Linked DNA regions of Homo sapiens: region 2 is linked to region 1. A link is an interaction called in ENCODE POLR2A ChIA-PET data of the cell type or tissue named here. Cell type or tissue: K562. All regions are shown on one strand. Links, peaks and the distances in the headings refer to the core of each region. The heading gives the core; the rest is flanking DNA. Region 1 overlaps AP2B1 (adaptor related protein complex 2 subunit beta 1). Region 2 holds the start of SLFN14 (schlafen family member 14).

Region 1 (11,286 bases), core at 2,221-7,220:
CTAACCCTTCTAAAATTATTAATATCCGGCACTACAATCACTGTACAATATAGAATATATGTTTCTGCTGGGCATGGTGGCTCACTCACGCCTGTAATCCCAGCACTTTGGGAGGCTGAGGCAGGCGGATCACTTGAGGTCAGGAATTCAAGACCAGCATGGCCAACATGGTGAAACCCTGTCTCTACTAAAAATACAAAACTTAGCCAGGCATGATGGCATGTGCCTGTACTCTCAGCTACTCAGAAGGCTGAAGTGGGAGAATTATTTGAGCCCAGGAGATGGAGGTTGCAGTAAGCCGAGATTGTGCCACTGCACTCCAGCCTACGCGACAGAGCAAGACTTTGTCTCTTAAGAAAAAAAAAAGGATATGTGTTTGTTATTATTAGGGGCTTACTCCATATGAGGACCAGTATTAAGTGCTTTGCAAGCCCTCTGTCCTTTAATATTCACAACAATCCTACGATAGAAGCACTATTTGTAATCTCCACTTTGTAGATGAGGATGCTAAAATTTAGAGACACCACTCGTCTAAGAAATAGCAGAACCAGGATACAAACCCAAATCTATTTGGTTCTAGAGCCTGAGTTTCAACCACTATGCTATGGTGACTGGATGAAAAATGCCATTTCATGGTTGTAAAGCACTTTTCTGTTTTCGAGCTACCTTCAAACAGAGTAGACTGATGCATTATAAAAGGAAGTGACTAAACACAATTTGGTATTCCGGACTGAATCCTGGAATAGCGAAAGGACATTAGTGTTGAAACTGGTGAAATTCTACTTTGGTTAATAGTAACATCCCAATGCTAATTTCCTAGTTTTGGCAAATGTACCACGGTTACGTAAGATGTTAACATTAGGTGAAACTGACTGAAGCGTATATGAAAACTTTCTGTACTGTCTTTGTAACTTTTCTGTAAATTTAAAATTGTTCCTCTAAAAAATGAGGTATTTTGGCAGGGCGCGGTGGCTCATGCCTGTAATCCCAGCACTTTGGGAGGCCGAGGCGGGCGGATCACGAGGTCAGGAGATTGAGACCATCCTGACTAACACGGTGAAACCCCCCGTCTCTACTAAAAATACAAAAAAAATTAGCCAGGCGTAGTGGTGGGCGCCTGTAGTCCCAGCTACTCAGAAGTGTGAGGCATGAGAATGGCATGAACCCGGGAGGCGGAGCTTGCAGTGAGCCGAGATCGCGCCACTGCACTCCAGCCTGGGCGACTGAGCGAGACTCCGTCTCCAAAAAAAAAAAAAAAAAAAAAAAAAAAAAAAAAAAAAAAGAGATATTTTTTAAAACCTAAGTTCATAATAATATAAAACGACGTAATGATTTTTTAAAAGTGAAAATACACAGAAAATGATTTCCACAAAGCACATTATAAAAGGAAAACAAAAAGTGTTTGCTTTCTCTATAAGTAGAGACAGAAATACACTCAGACCAACTGGTGGGAAATTCAAGAGCTGGGAAGTTGGCCTCATATCAAAGCAGCCCCCAATGATTCCACTTACCCAAACTTCAATCCTGCAAAAATTAACAGCAGCTCCTTTTATAATATGAAACACAATTTGAGGAACTCAGATACAGACTGAATGTATTACCTTCAATGTTACTCTTATCAAGTGCTCACCACATACTGACATTATCATATGTGCCTAAAATTCTGCCAGCTCTAACTCCTTCATGGACATTTGATATGAAAAGTATTACACATTTTAAATTTCATTTATGTATAATATTTTAATTTTGTAATTGTTACTTACTAATATATATTTAAGGATAACAACAATCCTATAATTAACGTACTAAATAAAGTTAAGTCATTAAGTTTTTCTATGCATTCTGGGCCTACCTTTAATAGGCAGTTTAACATAGCCTACATGAATACCAAATATATTCTGACAAAAATTCTTAGAAAGAGATCTAGACAGATGGCATTTTTTCAATATTTTATCATCTTAGGTTGACAACAAATCACCACACAAGTAAACTTCCTAATGCCTAAATGAAGATTATAACAACCGGAAGGTGCATAATGTTAGGCCACTTCCTCAAGAATAGCTGCAGTTTATTAAGCATTTACCATATATCAGGCAAAGTTTAAAATTTTAAATACATTATTCTTTCATCTTCAAAATAATTCACTAAAATCGGCATTATTACCTCAGTTTTACATATAAGACAACTGAAGTTCATTTTAAATAACTTGTTCAAAGCCACATTTCTAGTAAGCAGCCAAGCCAGGACTCAAACAGCAGCCACTCTGGCTCTGAAGCCTCAGTGCTATTTCCATAATCCAGGGTTTCACAACCTTGGCATTATTAACATTTACTGCTGGATAATTCTTTGTTGTCGGGGGACTGTCCTGTACACTGAAGGATGTTGAAAACATCCCTGGACTCTACCCGATATATGCCAGTAGCACTCCTCCCATCAGGTTTGACAACCAAAAAAATGTTACTAGACATTGCCAAATGTCCTCTGGAGAGTAGAATCACTCCTGGTTGAGAACCACCATCATAATCCCATGCTGTGTCTACGTGCTGGCTAGCACATAGTCAAAATACATACTGCTTTCTGAGAAGAAAAATGTTATTTTTCATAAAATGGTTTTCAAGCAAAAGTTCAAATTAAAAGAAGCTGGAAGTTTAACTACAACTTTTGGTAAAGATTATATTTGGCCTGAATTGAGGCTATTCTGAGAGCATGCTGCTTATGCAGAAGAACACTTAACAAATGAGAAATTTTTTTTTTTTTTTTTTTTTTTTTACTAATTCAACAGTTTGCAATTTTGCAGAGAGGACAGAACAATGAAGCACAGGTATTCTCATGGGCAGCTGTGAGAGTGATAGACAGTCTGGAAGATGAAGATCAAAGGGGCTACGCAGTAAACCAAAGGGACTTACGAGGACTGAACCCAAGAAGACAAAAAGCAGGCCAGGCATGGTGGCTCACGCCTATAATCTCAGTACTTTGAGAGGCTGAGGCTGGAGGCCTGCTTTAAGCTAGGAGATTGAGACCAACCTGGGCAACAAAACAAGATCCATCTCTACAAAAAATAAAATAAAATAAATTAGCTGGGCATGGTAGCATATGCCTGTAGTTCCAGTTGCTCGGGAAGACTGTTTGAGCCCAGGAGTTTGAGGCTGCACTGAGCTATGATCAAGCCATTGCACACCAGCCTGGGTGACAGAGCAAGACCAGGTCTCTCAAAAAATAAAAAGTAAATTTTTAAAATAAATAAAAACAAAAAGCAAAGCACATATGGTGGGGCTGTCAAGAGCATCTCTGGAGTTGCAAATTCTAATATACGTAAGTTAACTGAGGTTTGAATACCCCTAAATGCCTCTGAGAGCAAAAAAGAAAACCATAGTAACGAAGCTAGAGAATACTATCATTCATTCAAAAGTGCATATCTCAATAAAACAAGTCATATACCAAAAAGATACACATTTTCTTGCAAATATATACTTGTGACATTTGTAAAAAAAACCACAAAAGCTATTTCCCTATAGCTCTAAAATGTTTCCTTATTCTGGATGGAGGTTTACCTTCAAAATAATGAACTAATAAAGTCCACATCTGACGACAAGTTTAATTCCCTTGGAACAGATAGTCCATACAAATATTAAAGGAATCAGAACCTTTTAAATTAATATTGTAGCAATAATGTTAACCTCTGCCTAATACCTACTTCATAATTACAGTAGCAGCCACCACTTATGAGCTCCCATAAGCCAAGCACTTTACAGGGCACTTTTCATGCAAAAGCTCAATTAATAATCCAAACAACTCTCTAAGATAGTAGCCTTCATCTTCCAGGAAAGGAAACAGACTTGGGTAAGTTAAACAACATGAACATAAAGCTAGGACTTAATAGAGTGAGATTTTTTTACTTCTAAATTCATCTTTTCTCTCTTAACTAGTATTTCATCAAAAGTTAGCTTCAACTAAACTATAAATTGTAAAACAACTGCAGGAAAGTAAGATGTATGTGATTCTCTGCAAAACACAGGAAACAAAACTATGGTAAAGCTTTGTTACCTGCAGCAAGGCACAGTGTCACTAGGAACCAGACTTGAGGTCAATATAACACCAAGAATTTTCAGCCCTCGACCAACATTTATCTCTCATATTAGAAGATTTCAAAGTCATTTCTGCAGATATTCTAGTGCTTTCAAATCTAGGATGCCCTTCTGAAGTGAGCTACAAGAAAACTACTAAGGCACAACCCCTGGAAGCATTCATTCTTTTCTTTTCTAAGAGAATCTAATATGTGCTGGTGCAGTGCTGCCACCATGTGGAGTAGCCTCTGAAAAAGTGGAACAAAATCACTCCTCAAGAGCAGTAAAATAAGGACTCATATCCATCACTGGAATAAGAGGATTGATATTTCTTTTTTTTTTGTATCTTTCATTTTTTTTTTCTTTTTTGAGATTTCTATAATGAAGCAGTGTTCAGATAACTCAGTCTTTATGTATTCAAACGTAAACACTTTGAGAAAATGAAGCAGTTCTGTGTGTGTGTGTGTGTGTGTGTGTGTGCGCACATACACATTTAAATGACCTCAGGTGATCCACCCTCCTCAGCCTCCCAAACTGCTGGGATGACAGGCGTGAGCCACCACACCTGGCCTAAATTCTCTGGTATACATTCATCCATGAAGGTAGTAACCAGCAATGGAGTCTGGGACTCAGAACTAGGTTGGGATCCTAGCTACATTACTACTAGCTGCATGATTTTAGGAAGAGTTCTTCAGTCTGAGTAAACATTTCTTGACCTGTAACATGGAATAACCTCTGCTTTAAGGAGAAATGTGAGAACTAAGTGAAACATTGTAAGTAAAAGCATCTACCACTGTGCATGGCATAGAAGGCACTTAAATTTAAGTGTTCTAATGACAGTTGTAATACTCTAAGGTAATAAGTAGGGAATACAGTTGAGATGAAAAGTATAAATTCAAAATAAAAAGTAGGTATGTATCTATGTGTGTTGGCTACCTCTTAAGCCCAAGCTTTTCAGTTCTTCACTAAAACAAGAATGAAGAGCTCAAAAAATGATTTTAATATGAGTATGTGTAACAAGGCCAGGACAAGAGTAAGGCAAGTGAGGCACTCCAGGCACAAAACTAAGGAGGCACTCTGTTCTCAGGCTTGTGAGGTACAGAGTTCGCACCTGAGAATGAGTGTCTTCTTAAATTTTACACTCCAGGCACCTCTTTAGGCTAAGTCAAACAATATCAGAAAAGTTCTGCTACTGAGTTCTGACAAAACAGCAAAGATCTTCTATTCAGAGAGCAGTTGGTCCAATAATTTGCTATCTAATGCTGACACCCTGCTCTAGGAAAATCTATAAATAAAGAGACAACAAAATATGAGGTATTCCTGAAACTGTTTCTCAAAAATCTACCAAGTAGCTTTAAATTTTCTCTAAAAGTCTCCTCAAAAATATTTATGAAAATCTCCCCAAGTCACGTTTTGATTTGTTGTAGTAAAAACAGGTTAAAAATTAAGAACACTATACAGTTTACTATAATATTATGATATACTAAATTCAAATAGAGACCTATTCATGTGCTGCCTGCTTAAATTTTATATAGCTAGGGGATGGGGAAAGAAAATAAGTAAAACAAGATTGGCATGTATTGATGACTAGTGAATCTAGTGATGATAAATGAATTCATTTTATTTATTGTATTCATTTATTTGTCCTAATTTTGAATGTTTGAAGATTCCCACAATAAAAAACACAAATACATAAATAGCATACGTATGCCACCTGATTTTATGGACTAGATGAAAACTAGCTCTCTCCTTTGCAATGTAAACTTTGAATAAATCGGACAAACTAAGCTTGTTCCAGAATCATTTTATTCTTCTCGGTTTATCTGGATAAAGATCTCTAAATGTGCTACTTGAGTGTGTGTGCGCACGTGCGCGCGCGCACACACACACACACACGACTTTACTGCTAAACATCCCTTAGGCCTTATCCCTGACCATCTAACTGTATAGGTTCTGCATTAAAGAATTTACATTAGCATAGAGATGCTGCCTCAAACTGGAGTCGCCTGTAAGTTAGAACTCATTTTCCCTTTGAGCCATTCCATATTCTTAGCACCACTGAATATTTAATAAGTTTCCACGGGGTACATGATATTCTGCCCACCTGGTTGACGGTTGCAGCACAAACACTTTTCATCTCATCTGTCCTCAGGTAGAGAATTATAGATAGTTGCTCAGAATAACAGTGAATCAAAAGCAATGCCAAAAACACAAGTTGGTGCCAGCTAAACATTCTGTAAAGTAGATACTACTAACTTTAGACAATATTTATTTTTCTATATTTTTGAGGAAGGGTCTGTCTTTGTCACTCAGGCTATAATGCAGTGGTGCAATCATAGCTCACTACAGCCTTAAACTCCTGGGCTCAAGGGATTCTCCCACCTCGGCCTCCCAAGTACCTGGAATTACAGGCATGCACCACCACGTCCAACAAAATTTTTTTTTTTTTTTTTGAGACAAGAGTCTCGCTCCGTCACCCAGGCTGGAATGCAGTGGCACGACCTCGGCTCACTGCAAGCTCCGCCTCCTGGGTTCACACCATTCTCCTGCCTCGGCCTCCTGAGTAGCTGGGACGATAGGCGCCTGCCACCACGCCCGGCTAATTTTTTGTATTTTTAGTAGAGACGGGGATTCACCGCGTTAGCCAGGATGGTCCTGATTTCCTGACTTCGTGATCCACCCACCTCGGCCTCCCAAAGTGCTGGGATTACAGGCATGAGCCACTGCACCCGGCCCCACCGAATTTTTTAAAAAAATTTTTGTAGAGACAGGGTCTCAGTTTGTTGCCCAGGCTGGTCTCAAACTCTTGGCTTCAAGTGATCCTTCTGCCTCAGCCTCCCAAAGTGCTAGGATTATAGGCATATGAGCCAACATGCCTAGCCAACTAATTTCTTTATGTAATTTTTAAAAAGGGGGCTGGGTGTGATGGCTCATGCCTGTAATCCCAGCACTTTGGGAGGTCAAGGCAGGTGCATCACCTGAGTCAAGAGTTTGAGACCAGCCTGGCCAACATGGTGCAACGTCGTCTCTACTAAAAATACAAAAATTAGCCGGGCATGGTAGTGGGCACCTGTAATCCCAGTTACTAAGGAGGCTGAGGCAGGAGGAGAATCGCTTGAACCCAGAAGGTAGAGGTTCCAGTGAGCCGAGATCATGCCACTGCACTCCAGACTGGGCGACAGAGTGACACTCCATCTCAAAAAAAAATAAAAAATAAATAAAAGGTACCATATGGTGTTACTTAGGGGAAATAAAAGGCAGGGTTGAATCTTCTAGTACTGGTGGTGATGCTCTGTCAGAAGTCATGGTTAAAGCATCTGCACTTCCACACCCACACCGACGCCCACCCTTATGCCTAGGTTGAAAGATTTCTAATGGTAGTTACTACCATAAAAACCTTAAAAAATTATGACTTGCTTCATCCTGTGGATTTAATACTAATCTTGAAGGATAATAAACAGAAGCCAAGGCTACCTGTAAAATAAAATGAACCAAACAAAATGTCAAAGCAGAGAAGTGAACAGGTAATTTACAAATGAGAGACAGCATCTATGTCCAGCCAAATTCTAATTCTCCATTTAAAGTTCACTAAGAAAATATTCAGGCCAAGCACAGTAATTCACTGAGGAAGGCCAAGGTGGGAGGATTGCTTGAGGCCAGGAATTCATGACCAACCTGGGCAACATAGCAAGACCCCATCTCCATAAAAAATAAGGCTGGGTGCGGTGGCTCACACATGTAATCCCAACACTTTGGGAGGCCATGTCAGGTGGATCACGAGGTCAGGAGATCAAGACCATCCTGGCTAACACGGTGAAGCCCCGTCTCTACTAAAAAATACAAAAAATTAGCCAGGCGTGGTGGCAGGCGCCTGTAGTCCCAGCTACTCAAAAGGCTGAGGCAGGACAATGGCATGAACCTGGAAGGCGGAGCTTGCAGTGAGCTGAGATCACGCCACTGCACTCCAGCCTGGGCGACAAGGCAAGACTCTGTCTCAAAAAAAAAAAAAAAATTAGCGGGATGTGGTGGCATGTGCCTGCAGTCCTAGATGCTCAGGAGGCTGAGGTAGGAGTGCTTGAACCCAGGAGTTCAAAGTTACAGTGAGCTATGACTGCACCACTGCACTCCAGCTTGGCCACAGAGCAAGATCCTATCTGTAAAAAATAAATAAATAGATAGATAAATAATTTTTAAAAGGGAATATTCAAAGGTTATCCACTGATTAACTCTTAGTGTTATGCACCTTTCAGTAAACATTGCATTAGACCAAAAAGGTAGCACTTTAAAGAAAGTGGCTATTTTCCTCCATCTTCCTGGCAACAATATTTAATGACCCATCCAATATATTCAATTAGTACCCAATTCAAATGAGCTTTAGTTATTACTGGAGTCAAACATATCACTTGGGACTTGACCTTCTTCATTATATAAGCAAAGTTTAAAATGTCAATAAGGAAAAGGTCCCAAAACTTTAAGGTGTTAAGCTATGTTCTGGCTGCTAAACATTTACAACATAACCAAGTTGGCTAAAAATAATCTTGCCCTAGAAATTCCCCTATAGAGAAATGCATGATAATAATTAGGTAATAAAGATCATTTTCATTCAGTTTCTAGTCCCACACCACCAGAAAATACCACAAATATTGATCTGAAGAAAATAATCTTAAATATATATAAATTTACGGCCAAACCTCCTGAAGAAAATGATGAAAGTTTTCATCATGGGCAATATGGGCAAATATGAGCATAAGTACAATACAAAGATTTGCTTTAAGATCCCTGCATTTTAGTACTTGGTTCTCACCTCAAAAACACCTAGGATATGAAATATACAATCTGTGAGACACACAAAGTCATGTTTCCCATAGCTACCCCATAACCCAGTATTCCAAAGACAAGGTTCATATTAAACACGCTTTAACAAGGGACTCATTTTAAATACTGCTCTCTTTGTAAAAGCAGAAGCTTATTACCATTGGATTTGAATCTGCTATGAGATCCCGTAGAGAATCCAGAAATCCCTGATCTTCCACCATTTGGGCATTGATATCATGGAGTTTTGCCACGCAGACTGCTGCTGTTTTCCGAACATAGGGATCCTCATCCTTCAAGCACTTGCGGAGCGGCTCACAGAGATATTCTGTAATTTTGTCTACCCGGATGCACCCCATGGTTCTGACTGCCAAGGCTCGAATCAAAGGATTAGGATCTTCACAGTCCTGCAGAAAACAATCACCAACAACTGTAGGTATACATGGTGGCTAAAAGTAAACAGTCCAGTTTATGTAAGCTGCAAAAGAATTACCTCATTAATTTAAGCTTCCAGATACATTCTACATGAGCTCCAATCTTCCATGCTATTCCTTTCCTAAGTACAAATCTTAGCTGCCCTATTTAAGAGTTTAGGTGAAGAAGTCATTTAACTGTTTTAAATACAAAATGAGAAACAGCTCAGCAGGATTCACTCTAGTGCCAGGCAGAGGTTTAGGGAGTTCGTACCATCCCACAGCCATTAGGATCTACCCTAAAAACAGGAAAAGCTTTTGGGCTTGTATTCCGGCACAGGAAAAAAAAAAAAAAAAAAAAGAGGAGCTGTAAAGACCGTGCCCTACTCCACAGTGAGTTCCTAAACATCAAATAGAAAAGAGAGCTAGATTTCTGTGGCCTGCAGCCAAGAAAACAAAGGGGAGCACAGGAGCTGGTCTGGGCTTGAAATAAGTACCTGGAGTTAAGCAGCAGAGAAGGCCCTCTGAGCTCTTGGCTAACATACATTCTCTTTTACTAGCAAGTGCTTCCAAATATAGTAAATAGAATATGGAGAAAGAACACTCTTTTAAACTGCCTTACACTAAAAAAATGTCTTTAAGCCCATGTAAATCTATGCACAACTCTAACTTCCAAAAAATGTAAACTAAATTCTTCCCAATGATATATTCCCTCTATGAACCACCAGTCATGGAGAACAAACTGTTACGTTCTGACTCTATAATGTAGCTAAACACAGGAAAAGAACAAAAAGTTCATGAGAAAGAAGAAAGCATATTGCTTATTTTTCAAAACATTTTAAATAGAAGCTAATTTTAGAAATGCTGTCTGTTTTTTTTAAATGTACACTAAGTTCCAAACAGAGAAAAAACAACTATTAAAAAAATATTAGGCTGGACATGGTGGCTCACGCCTGTAATCCCAGCACTTTGAGAGGCCAAGGTGGGCGGATCACCTGAGGTCAGGAGTTCGAGACCAGCCTGGCCAATATGGTGAAACCCCATCTCTACTAAATATACAAAATTAGCCAGGTGTGGTGGTGCATGCCTGTAATCCCAGCTACTCGGGAGGATGAGGCAGGAGAATCACTTGAGCCCGGGAGGCGGAGGTTGTGGTGAGCTGAGATTGCGCCATTGCACTCCAGCCCGGGCAACAAGAGTGAAATTCTGTCACCAAAAAAAAAAAAAAATTAATGGGAATGATCCCATTATTATTTTCTTTAAATCTATGATAGGAAAGATTTGACTGGATATTCAATAATAAGAAAATATTTTGTCCATTTTTAAAGACATGATGATATTGTGGTTATGTTTAAATAAAAGATCTTATCTTGACAAATATAAAGACAAAACTATTTAATATATGATGTTCAGGATTTCTTTAAAATTATCCAGCAGGAGAGGGGGTTGGAGGTCAGAAAATATGTATGAGGATTACAAACAAGAGTGGTTATGTGTCGGTAACTGTTAAAACTGCAAGACGGATATTTAGGAATTTATTATACTAGTCCTTTTTCTTGAATATGTTTAAAATTTTCCATTAAAAAAAATTAATCACGCCGGGAGTGGTGGCTTGTGTCCGTAACCCCAGCACTTTGTGAGGCTGAGGTGGGTGGATCACTTGAAGTTAGGAGCACGAGATCAGCCTGACCAACATGGTGAAACCCTGTCTCTACTAAAAATACAAAAATAAGCTGGGCATGGTGACGGTCACCTGTAATCCCAGCTACTTGGGAGACTGAGGCAGGAGAATCACTTGAACCTGGGAGGCAGAGGTTGCAGTGAGCCAAGATCGTGCCACTGCACTCCAGCCTCGGTGACAGAGTGAGACTCTGTATCAAAAAAAAAAAAAAATTAATCAAATGATGTAAGACGTATTAAATGAAATGAAAGTAGAAACTCCGGCAGTCTCCACTACTGCTGACTCATAAGTATAATTTCTACAAAGATAAAATAGG
Region 2 (11,286 bases), core at 3,370-8,369, 51 kb after region 1:
GAATGTTAGACAGGAATGGGTAAAAGGACATGAAGAAGTAAAATGGAGAGTCTTCTGTACCAGACCCACTCAAGGCCTCTTTCGTTCGTTAAGGATTGGAGAGATTAGACAGTGAAGACAATGTGCCTTTGCGCGTGCTATTTCCTCTACCTGGTTTATCTTTCTCCCATCCATCTCCCTTTCTCTCAACCTGTTGCTTGCTTGCTTTCTTTTTTTTTTTTGAAATGAAAGGTCTCACATATTTATTACTGAACTCAGCCAACCAAAGCGTTCATAACAGATTCAGAGAGAAAAAATATGTCCCCAATAAAACATGTCCAACTCTCCAGATAGTGGTGACATTTTCAGGTTGATATGATAATGTGATTGTGACCTTCAGACATCATAAATACGTGTGCCATCTCATGTGCAATTCCTTATAGACCCAGCTTGGTTCTTCTCCAATGTCTCCTTTTGGAGTTGTACCTGATTTTATTACCAATTTTTATCTGAATCCACTGGGGAATGGGACGATTTTGCTTTTGTTTCTTGGCCAGGAATTGCTTAATCCTAAACGTCTTGTGAGAAGACATGGCAAGAAGCAGAGTCAAGCACATACCACGATGGCGGAGAAAGGAAGAGAGGGGGAAACCTGTTGCTTTCTTACTTACAGGTTCCAGCTCACAAATCATCTCATCTAGGAAATCTTTTCTGATGCTCACTCATAGTTATTGTCACTCCTCAGAACACCTAGAGAACACTGCTCATACATTGCAAACTCTTTAGAGTGGTACTAGAGCGTAGTGGTCATGTATGTGGACTATTTTGGCAAGTAACTTGAATTCTTTGTTCTTCAGTATCACTATTTGTAAAAAGGAGGCTAATAATAGCATCTACCTAATAGAACTGTTACAAGATCAATGACAACAATGCCTAATACATAGAGTGCTCAGTTGATGTTATTGTGTATGTTGTATTGTTATGAGTTGTTTAGTACATGTTTTCCCTCTTTAGATTGTGAATGATCTCAGCTCACTGCAACCCCTGCCTCCTGGGCTCAAGCAATTCTCCTGGCTCAGCCTCCCAAATAGGTGGGATTACAGGCATGCACTACCACACCCGGCTGATTCTTTTATTTTTAGTAGAGATGGGGTTTCGCCATGTTGGCCAGGCTGGTCTCGAACTCTTGACCTCAAGTGATCCACCCACCCACCTTGGCCTCCGAAAGTGCTGGGATTACAGTCGTGAGCCACCGAGCCCAGCAGGGACGTGTGTCTTATTCTTCCAGCTAATAGTAAGGCTTTCTGGCAGGATGAGAGTAACTGGGCTTTGGATTCAGATAGGTCAGTGTTCAGCTCTCAGCTCTGCCACTTGCTAGATGTGTAACTTTGTGCTTTACCTCAATGAACTCAGTTTTTTTCATTTATGTAATGTGAAAATAACACTTCTTGCAAGTTATTCTGAGGATTATATTTGAGAAGGAAAGTTGCATATTTGGCTCAAGGAAGGCAGTTACTAAATAAGAGCTTTTATTTTGATGGGTAGCCCCAGATTGTAGCACCATGTTTAAAACATTGTAAGCGCTCAACAATTGATTATCATTATTATTATTTGAGACAGAGTCTCGCTCTGTCACCCAGGCTAGAATGCAGTGGTGCGATCTCGGCTCACTGCAACCTCTGCCTCCTGGGTTCAAGTGATTCTCATGCCTCAGCCTCCCAAGTAGCTGGGATTACAGGCGCATGCCACCATGCCCAGCTAATGTTTGTATTTTTAATAGAGATGAGGTTTCGCCATGTTGGTTAGGCTGGTCTTGAACTCCTGACCTCAAGTGATCCGCCTGCCTTGGCCTCCCAAAGTGGTGGGATTACAGGCGTGAGCCACTGCGCTTAGCCGACAATTGATTATTGAATGAAAATGGCATTACATGCCGGGCACCATATGCGGCAAAGAGCACATGTTAACACACATTTACTCTTTATGTGTATCATTTCACTTCATTCTGGCAAATACTCTGTGGAGGAGGCTCTGTTATTATCTCCAGTTTACACAGAAGAAATTGGAGGCTTAGGTTAGTTTAACAAAGTTTTCATAGCTAGAATGTGGCAGAGCTGAGATCTGAACACCTTAGGATCCCCAAAATAGCTGATCGAATGAAAGAATGAATGAAAGTGAGGAAACTTACACGGAGTCAGGTAGTGGCATAATGGAGCCCTTGGTCACTATTCTATTTACACTCTTTGGATCATCTCTATGAAAGAATTGGGGGTGAGATGGAGGCATCTGGGGGTAAAGAGACCAACTTTTCCCCTTTAGTTGCTATTTGACAGTTTATGTCTGGTGAACATGCAGGCTTGCGTCTGGTGAACATAAGTACAACTGTGGATAAACAGAAATGCTTAGTGAATAAACACATCTAAAATAAATTCGGGGTTCTTGTTCTTAGCAATCATCAATAGCATGGCCAGATGAATTTTCCTGAGACAGGAAAAAGCATAATCTAAGTTACTGATTTCAAGTTGTTTTGTATCAGGAACATTTGCTTGGGAGCTATCAAAGCCAAGATGTGAAGTCCTCCCTGGCCTGACAACCTAACTATTCATATCCAAGGGACTTGACTAAAACGCTTTGAAGAAGGAAAAGAAGTTCTCATTGCTCATTTTCCACGTTATTCCCCGCTTCTCTTGATTTGATTCCCAGTACTACCCTGTAGAAGAAGAAGAAGAAAACAGCAATCTAGTTTCTAGTTCTCCTGACCAAATGATGTTATTCCTCTTGATTGGGAAGAAAATGGGGAGGTACTTAGACTTCTGATTTTGAGGGCTTTCAAGCAATCCAGAATCCCAAACTTGAAAGAGTGAAAGAGTACAAGTCTTTGAATTAGACAGACCTAGTTTGGGATCGTCACTCTTCCACTCTCTGGCCGTATAGTCTCAGTTTTTGTGTGATGTGTAGTGCTCCCAGCATGGTCCCTTGCATCTGGTAAGCACATTTTTAGTAAATGGTGGTCATTTTTAGCCTTTGAAACATAAGTAATATCAGAGGGATTTCAATATGAAAGTGAGGCCGAGAATTAAGGTAGACAGGAGAACTAAAAGTGAGACTGGATTCAGAAGTGACACGAATGAAAAATGAGTTAAAGCTGAGAGCAGGCCTTTGGAGCTTATTATGTTGCTGTGTGAATTATATATCATAGTACCCATTCTGCCTCCTTTCCTGGAAACTCCTTTTAAGCCAAACATGTACAAAGAGTGATGCCAGCAGAGCAGAACTTCGTTGGGCAGTGGCGTCAGCTAACAACAACGACAAAAATAGGGATGTCCAGAGACTTATTTAAGAATGTCGTTTCATCATAAACGAATTGAAGTAGAGATACAGAGTACTTTGCTGGTTTGATTTAGAGGGAGAGAGGTGTATTAGTATTCTGTGGCTGCTGCAACAAATCACCACAAATTTGGTGGCTTAAAACAACAGAAACTTTTTTTTTTTTTTTTTTGAGATGGAGTCTCACTCTGTCACCCAGGCTGGAGTGCAGTAGTGCAATCTCGGCTCGGCTCACTGCAAGCTCTGCCTCCCGGGTTTACGCCATTCTCCTGCCTCAGACTCCCGAGTAGCTGGGACTACAGGCGCCCGCCACTACGCCTGGCTAATTTTTTGTATTTTTAGTAGAGACAGGGTTTCACTGCGTTAGCCAGCATGGTCTCGATCTCCTGACCTCGTGATCCGCCCCCCTCGGCCTCCCAAACTGCTGGGATTACAGGCGTGAGTCACTGCACCCGGCCCAGAAACATATTCTTTTATGAAAACTTATTTTAGGTTCAGAAGTACATGTGCAGGTTTATTATATGGGTAAACTCATGTCACGGGGGTTTGTTGTATAGATCATTTCATTACCCAGGTATTAAGCCTGCTACACAATAGTTATTTCTTCTGCTCCTCTCCCTCCTCCCACCTCAGGTGGGTCCCAGTGTCTGTTGTTCCCCTCTTTGTGTCCATGTGTTCTCATCATTGAGCTTCCACTTATAAGTGAGAACATGCAGTATTTAGTTTTCTGTTCCTGTATTAGTTTGCTAAGGATAATGGCCTCCAGCTCCATTCATTTGGTTATTTTTGTTTTTGCGTTTTTTTTTTAAATTTTTTATTTTTTTTACAGCTAGAAGTTCAACATCAGTTTCACTGAGTTGAAGTCAAAGTGTTGGCATGGGCTGGGCACGGTGGCTCACGCCTGTAATCCCAGCACTTTGGGAGACTGAGGCAGGCAGATCACATGAGGTCAGGGGTTCGAGACCATCCTGGCCAACATGGCGAAACCCCACCTCTATTAAAAATATGTAAATTAGCCAGGCATGGTGGTGCGCACCTGTAATCCTAGCTATGCTGGAGGCTGAGGTGGGAGAATTGCTTGAACCTGGGAGGCAGAGGTTGCAGTAAGCCGAGATCGCACCACTGCACTCCAGCCTAAGCAACAGAGCAAGACTCTGTCAAAAAAAAAAAAAAAAAAAGTGTTGCCATGGACCTGCTGTCTCCAGAAGCTCCAGGGGAGACTCTTCCAGCTTCTGGTAGCTGCTGGCATTCCTTTGCTTATAGCTGCATCACTCCATCTCTGCTTCTGTGATCACATTGCCTCCTCCCCTTTTGTGTGTATCAAAGCTTGACCCAGTTTAGCCACCATCCTCAAATAAGATAACTCACTGCCTCCCATCTGTTGGTTGTTTTTTCTTTTTTTGAGATGGAGTCTCGCTTTGTCTCCCAGGCTGGAGGCTGGAGTGCAGTGGCGCAATCTCGGCTCACTGCAACCTCCACCTCCCAGATTCAAGTGATTCTCCTACCTCAGCCACCTGAGTAGCTGGTATTACAGGTGTCTGCCATCATGCCTGGCTAATTTTTGTATTTTTAGTAGAGACGGGGTTTCACCATGTTGGCCAGGCTAGTCTTGAACTCCTGACCCCGTGATCCACCGGCCTCGGCCTCCCAAAATGCTGGGATTACAGGCATGAGCCACTGCGCCCGGTATCTGTTTTTTTTTTTTTTTTTGAGATGGAGTCTCACTTTGTCACCCAGGCTGGAATGCAGTGGCATGATCTCGGCTCACTGCAACCTTTGCCTCCCAGGTTCAAGCAATTCTCCTGTCCCAGCCTCCCCAGGAGCTGGGATGACAGGTGTCCACCACCATGCCCAGCTAATTTTTGTATTTCTAGTAGAGACGGGGTTTTCACCATGTTGGCCAGGCTGGTCTTGAACTCCTGACCTCAGGTGATCTGCCTGCCTCAGCCTCCCAAAATGCTGGGATTACAGGCATGAGCCACTGCCCCCAGCATCTGTTGGGTTTTCTTTTTCTTTCTTTCTTTCTTTCTTTCTTTTTTTTTTTTTTTTTTTTTTTTTTTTTTTGAGATGGAGTCTCCCTCTGTTGCCCAGGCTAGAATGGAATGGCATGATCTCGGCTTACTGCAACCTCTGCCTCCCAGGTTCAAGCAATTCTCCTGTCTCAGCCTCCCCAGTAGTTGGGATTACAGGCACACACCACCACACCAGGCTAATTTTTGTATTTTTAGTAGAGACAGGGTTTCACCATATTGGTCAGGCTGGTCTCGAACTCCTGACCTCAGATGATCCACCCACCTAGGCCTCCCAAAGTGCTGGGATTATAGGCATGAGCCACCACACCCAGCCCATCTGTTGGTTTTTACCATTTGTTTTTTAATTATGAAAAACAATTTATACTCATTGTAAACCATTAAAAATACAGATCAGTTAAAGATAATAAAGGGAAGAAAAATAAATTAATTAAAAAATTACCTTTAATCCTCCTACCCAGGGATTGCCAGCTCCTAATCTATGAGGATTTTTCTAGGCTGGGTCTTGTGTTTAACAAAGATGAAAAGTAGGAAAAAGAATAAAAATAAATAGAAAAGAACAAGCCATTTAGGAGGTAATGAAATAGGTTAATATTGCCCACAATGAATATGTACAGGAAGCCTAATTTAAAATAAAAACAGAGCTTTGCACACACAATTTTCCAGCGCTGAAGGTACATGTATGATATGTGGAAATGAAGCTCAGTCTCTTAGAAGTGCTAAGTTTAACTTTTTCCATTCACCCCTGCATTTTCTCATTACGACCTCATTCACTCCCTGAGGTCAGACCCTGGCCTGCTAATCTGCCCTGTCACAGGCTCTTCATGAGTCCTTATCGGCCTTCCTCAGTATGTCAGTGTTATGAAGAAGTGGGAAGTCTGCTCCTCCCAGGCTAATATCAAAGGGCAAAAGGGGCTGTGACAGAAGCAAACATTCAGACTACAGCCAGATGTGAAACTGAAGCAGCAAGAGGAAACACAGGAGCATAGGTAAAAAAAAAAAAAAAAATTCTTAAAAATATCTCATTTATCTAATTTTAGGTGCAGTCTACATCTGAGGGCATGAGGGATTAGTAAAATAGTATTTAGGGAAAATTTGTAAAGGAAAATGAATAAAAAATTCTGGGAAGGCCTGGCGTGGTGGCCCGTCCCTATAATCCCAGCACTTTGGGAGGCTCAGGTAGGTGGATCACCTGAGGTCAACAGTTCGAGACCAGCCTGGCCAACATGGTGAAACCCCATCTCTACTAAAAATACAAAAATGTATCGAGAGTGGTGGCTCTTGCCTGCAGTCCCAGCTACTCTGGAGGCTGAGGCAGGAGAGTCACTTGAACCTGGGGGACGGAGGTTGCCATGAGCCAAGAGATCGTGCCACTGCACTCCAGCCTGGGCACAGAGCAAAACTCTGTCTCAAAAAAAGAAAAAAAAGTCCTGGGAAATGTGGAAAGGATATTCATCTCGAGCTAGAATCTCAGTAAATGTTGTATTTATCATAATTGTTATCAGCATTCAAATAACATTGATGAGACTTACGAGTCACGAGACCATAGGGTTTGCTATTCAAAATCAATTAGATTTGTTTTGTGGGTCCCATCAGTGGAAGTTATGGGGAGACAAATTGCAGCTTAAAGTAAGGAGACCATTTCTAACACAGACGTCAGAAATTAGAAGGGACTAGAGGGACTATTTGATAGGTAGTGAGTTGCTCATTGCTGGAGGTTTGCAACTTGTTGGGAGTTGGCAATATTATAGAGGAGATTTTAGAATCCTATAGATTGTTGGACTGGAGGATCTTTAAAGTCCTTTCCAACACTTCTGTGATTCTATGATATAAATAGAATGTTATGGGAAATTTCCCTAAGGAGCCATAAAATACTACATTTACATGTACCTATAGAAGAGGCTCACATTCTAAAAAGAATTCCCCAGGTTGATTCTGGTTTTCCTGAAGGAAGTGAGAAGGCAACCAAGAACAAATTGATATCAGGGGAGTGCACATGTCTTGCCGGATGCCTGCTTTCTTCCTCTTGGTGAGTATATACAATGCCCACAGGGCCCCTGCTTTGCAAAGATCACACAGAAAGATGGGTTCTCTTCTCCTAGAGGAAGAATTTTGGTTGAGTTAGCAAATATTTTGTTTTGCAATTGACTAAAGGTAAGCAGATCTTTTCTGAAATATTTGTTTCAGAGCTCAAATTTCAGTTTAGGTGGCTGTTTTCTGGTCTAGGAAGCAAAAGAAGGGTGACAATGGTTTAGTTACCATGCCCCAAAAGCTCATGTTCTTTTCCAAGTCTTAGGGGTTTCCACAGCACAGGGCAGAACTATTAGAAGGGAAGGAAAATGCTGCTGTCACATCACACTGTATATGAGGCAATGTACTTTTGAGATTTAGAACATGTGAAGAGTTGAAAAGGTTTCTGCATTTGGTATCAACTGACATTCTTTCAGGAGTAAAATAAAGCTTTTCAAAGTGTATGAAATAATACATAAAAATATAGAATTTTATTTATTTACTTTTATTTTTATTTTTTTAGACAGGTTCCCACTCTGCTGCCCAGGCTGGAGTGCAGTGGTGCGATCATGGTTCACTGCAGCCTCAAACTCCTGGGCTCAAGAGATCCTCCCACCTCAGCCTCCTAGGTAGCTGGGACTGCAGGTGCGCACCACCATACCTGCCTAATGTTTAACATTTTTTTTTTTTTTATCTTTTGTCGAGATGGGGTCTTGCTATGTTGTCCACGCTGGTCTCAACTCCTGATCGAAAGCAATCCTCTCACATCCACCTCCCAAAGTGCTGAGATTACACATGTGAGCTACCACACCCAGCCTATGTTTGTGTTTATAGCAAGATCTTCTACAGTACATATACTGTAAAATTATACTTCCTTAGTTCTCTAGTGCCTTCCTTTCTTCCCCTTTTGAATTATAAATAAGAGCATCTTCTCACTTCAACTTCTATTTCTGCATATTCTCCAATACCTTCCTGGGCTCCTGTGCCAACCCATGCCCTTTATATCTGGGCTCAGTGTTGGCGTTTCCTGATTTGAAATGCAAAATGGCTGAAAATGTTAGCAATTTAATTTTTCCATTATGACAAATATTAGGCATTCACCTTTATCCATGCCTACTTATTCTGGCAAGGCTAAGGATATTTGGCAAAGTGATTAGAAAACAGCAGTATCAAAGATAATTTCCAGTTGGGTGCGGTGGCTCACATCTGTAATCCCAGCACTTTGGGAGGGAGGCCCAGGCAGGAGGATTGCAACGTAGCAAGACTCCATCTCTTAAAAAAAAAAAATAGCAAGAACAAAAAAGAAAAAAAAAATTAGCCAGGCTTGGTGGCACGTGTCTGTAGTCTCATCTACTAGGGAGACTGAAGTTGGAGAATCACTTGAACTGGGAGGTTGAGGTTGCAGAGAACTATTATTGTGCCACTGCACTCCAACCTGCATAACAGAGCAAGATTCTATCTCAAAAACAAACAAACAAAACTAAAAAACCCAAAACAAACAACAACAACAAATATACATATAGAGAGAGATGACTTCCAACATTAAAATATATCTCCAGTAATTGATAGTTTTGAAGAAAATATTGTAATCTTTGGAATTCTTATTAATATAGAAACAATATTTCTGTCCTGATTATAGGAACTCCTTTCTTTTATTGTTTGGAGCACAGAGGGGCTGCTGAAATGGAGAGTCTCAAGACTGATACTGAAATGCCGTATCCTGAGGTAATAGTAGATGTGGGCAGAGTGATTTTTGGAGAAGAAAACAGGAAGAAGATGACCAACAGCTGTTTGAAAAGATCTGAGAATTCTAGAATTATCCGGGCTATATGTGCACTGTTAAATTCTGGAGGTGGTGTGATCAAAGCAGAGATTGATGATAAAACCTATAGTTACCAATGCCATGGGCTGGGACAGGATTTGGAAACTTCTTTTCAAAAGCTCCTTCCTTCAGGTTCACAGAAATACCTTGACTACATGCAGCAGGGGCACAATCTCCTGATTTTTGTGAAGTCATGGAGCCCAGATGTTTTCAGCCTTCCACTAAGGATTTGCAGCTTGCGCTCCAATTTGTATCGGAGAGATGTGACTTCTGCTATCAACTTGAGTGCTAGCAGTGCCCTGGAGCTTCTCAGAGAGAAGGGGTTTAGAGCCCAAAGAGGAAGACCAAGGGTGAAGAAGTTGCATCCTCAGCAGGTTCTCAATAGATGCATTCAGGAAGAGGAAGATATGAGGATATTGGCCTCAGAATTTTTTAAAAAGGACAAACTCATGTATAAGGAGAAACTCAACTTTACTGAGTCAACACATGTTGAATTTAAAAGGTTCACCACCAAAAAAGTCATACCTCGGATTAAGGAAATGCTGCCTCATTATGTTTCTGCATTTGCCAACACTCAAGGGGGATATGTCCTCATTGGGGTGGATGATAAGAGCAAAGAAGTGGTTGGATGTAAGTGGGAAAAAGTGAATCCTGACTTACTAAAAAAAGAAATCGAAAACTGCATAGAAAAATTGCCTACATTCCACTTCTGCTGTGAGAAGCCAAAGGTAAATTTCACTACAAAAATCCTGAATGTGTACCAAAAAGATGTCCTGGATGGTTATGTCTGTGTGATTCAAGTGGAGCCCTTCTGTTGCGTGGTGTTTGCAGAGGCCCCAGATTCCTGGATCATGAAAGACAATTCTGTCACACGGCTGACAGCTGAGCAGTGGGTGGTCATGATGCTGGATACTCAGTCAGGTAAAGGGAAGTGAAGTCATTGTCCCCATCAGCAGGGAGGAACCCCTTTCTCTGCCTTTTGTGGGTATTTGATCACATATGTTAGTTAAAAAATAGAAATTTATTTTTCTTATAAGTGTTCTCCCATTACAGTGTTCCTTATCTAACATTTTTAGTTCCAAAGACTCAGAATATAAACTGAGGTCAAGAAATGTTTGGATTCTATGGCCTAAACAACTTTTTTTTCTTTAGACTCTGTCACCCAGGCTGGAGTGCAGTGGTGTGACCTCGGCTCACTGCAAACTCCACCTCCCAGGTGCAAGTGATTCTCGTGCTTCAGCCTCCCAAGTAGCTGGGATTACAGGCACACACCACCATGTCGGCTAATTTTTGTATTTTTAATAGAGATGGGGTTTTGCCATGTTGCCCAGGCTGGTCTTGAACTTCTAACCTCAAGTGATCAACTCACCTCCACCTCCCAAACTGCTGGGATTACAGGTGTGAGCCACCACTCCTGGCCAGCCTAAGCAACTTTTAAAGGAAAGTTACAGTATGCCATCAGCAATGAGTTAGGAAAGGTCTCCTTTTATTGTCTATAAACCTGTTGAAAAAATTGTGCAGGCTGATCATCCCAGTCAAAATTGGAATAGCCTCATTTTAGAGATGATATTCTAGAGAAACACTGTTTAAGAATAACTCTGAGGCTGGGCGCAGTCCTAGCACTTTGGGAGGCCAAGGTGGGCAGATTGCCTAAGCCCAGGAGTTTGAGACCAGCCTGGCCAAAATAGCGAAGCCCTATCTCTCCCCCAAATATAAAAATTAGCCAGGCGTGGTGGTGTATGCCTGTAGTCCCAGCTACATGGGAGGCTGAGGTGGGAGGATTGCTTGAGCCTGGGAGGTGGAGGTTGTAGTCAGCCAAGATCACTCCACTGCACTCCAGCCTAAGCAACAGAGCGAGACCCCGTCTCAAAAAAATAAATAAATAAAAATAAAAAAATAAAAATAAATGACTCCACTACTCCACTAATTCTTTCAAGCAAAACATTGTTGACAAATTTGAATTGTTTCAGTAACATTAGGAGCTAATAACCTTAAGCCACTGGGCTTAGGGCACCACCAAGTGGGGGAAAATGATGCAAAAGGAGATGCTAGGGCAAGGGGGTGCTGGGGGGAGCAGGACCCCTGGTGTTCTCACTTACCTTTCAGTTTTGATTGGAATCA

What was found. ChIA-PET counts read pairs that join two places held together with the same protein. Peaks named below come from ENCODE experiments on the same cell type or tissue, not always from the same donor. Only the 100,000 strongest peaks of a DNase experiment are listed, where the experiment ranks them.
Region 2: POLR2A ChIA-PET joins it to region 1 with 5 read pairs; 14 of 35 experiments call an interaction of 5 or more read pairs at or near these places.

Annotation. Positions count from the first base shown.
Region 1 is chr17:35,606,139-35,617,424 of GRCh38, reverse strand. It overlaps AP2B1 (adaptor related protein complex 2 subunit beta 1), which reads right to left. Exons shown (of 22, transcript NM_001030006.2): 5 at 9,038-9,283. Among named protein-coding and RNA genes, the nearest start is that of AP2B1, 24 kb to the right of the region's middle. In K562, for the core only: a CTCF peak has its summit at 4,293 (motif pointing left); no DNase peak of the experiment used is centred there.
Region 2 is chr17:35,555,803-35,567,088 of GRCh38, reverse strand. SLFN14 (schlafen family member 14) reads left to right here and starts at 6,270. Exons shown (of 6, transcript NM_001129820.2): 1 at 6,270-6,322; 2 at 7,284-7,362; 3 at 8,983-10,086. The coding sequence starts at 9,027. It also overlaps the pseudogene RPL39P32. In K562, for the core only: no CTCF peak of the experiment used is centred there; a DNase peak (open chromatin) is centred at 6,158; H3K4me3 peaks cover 424 bases.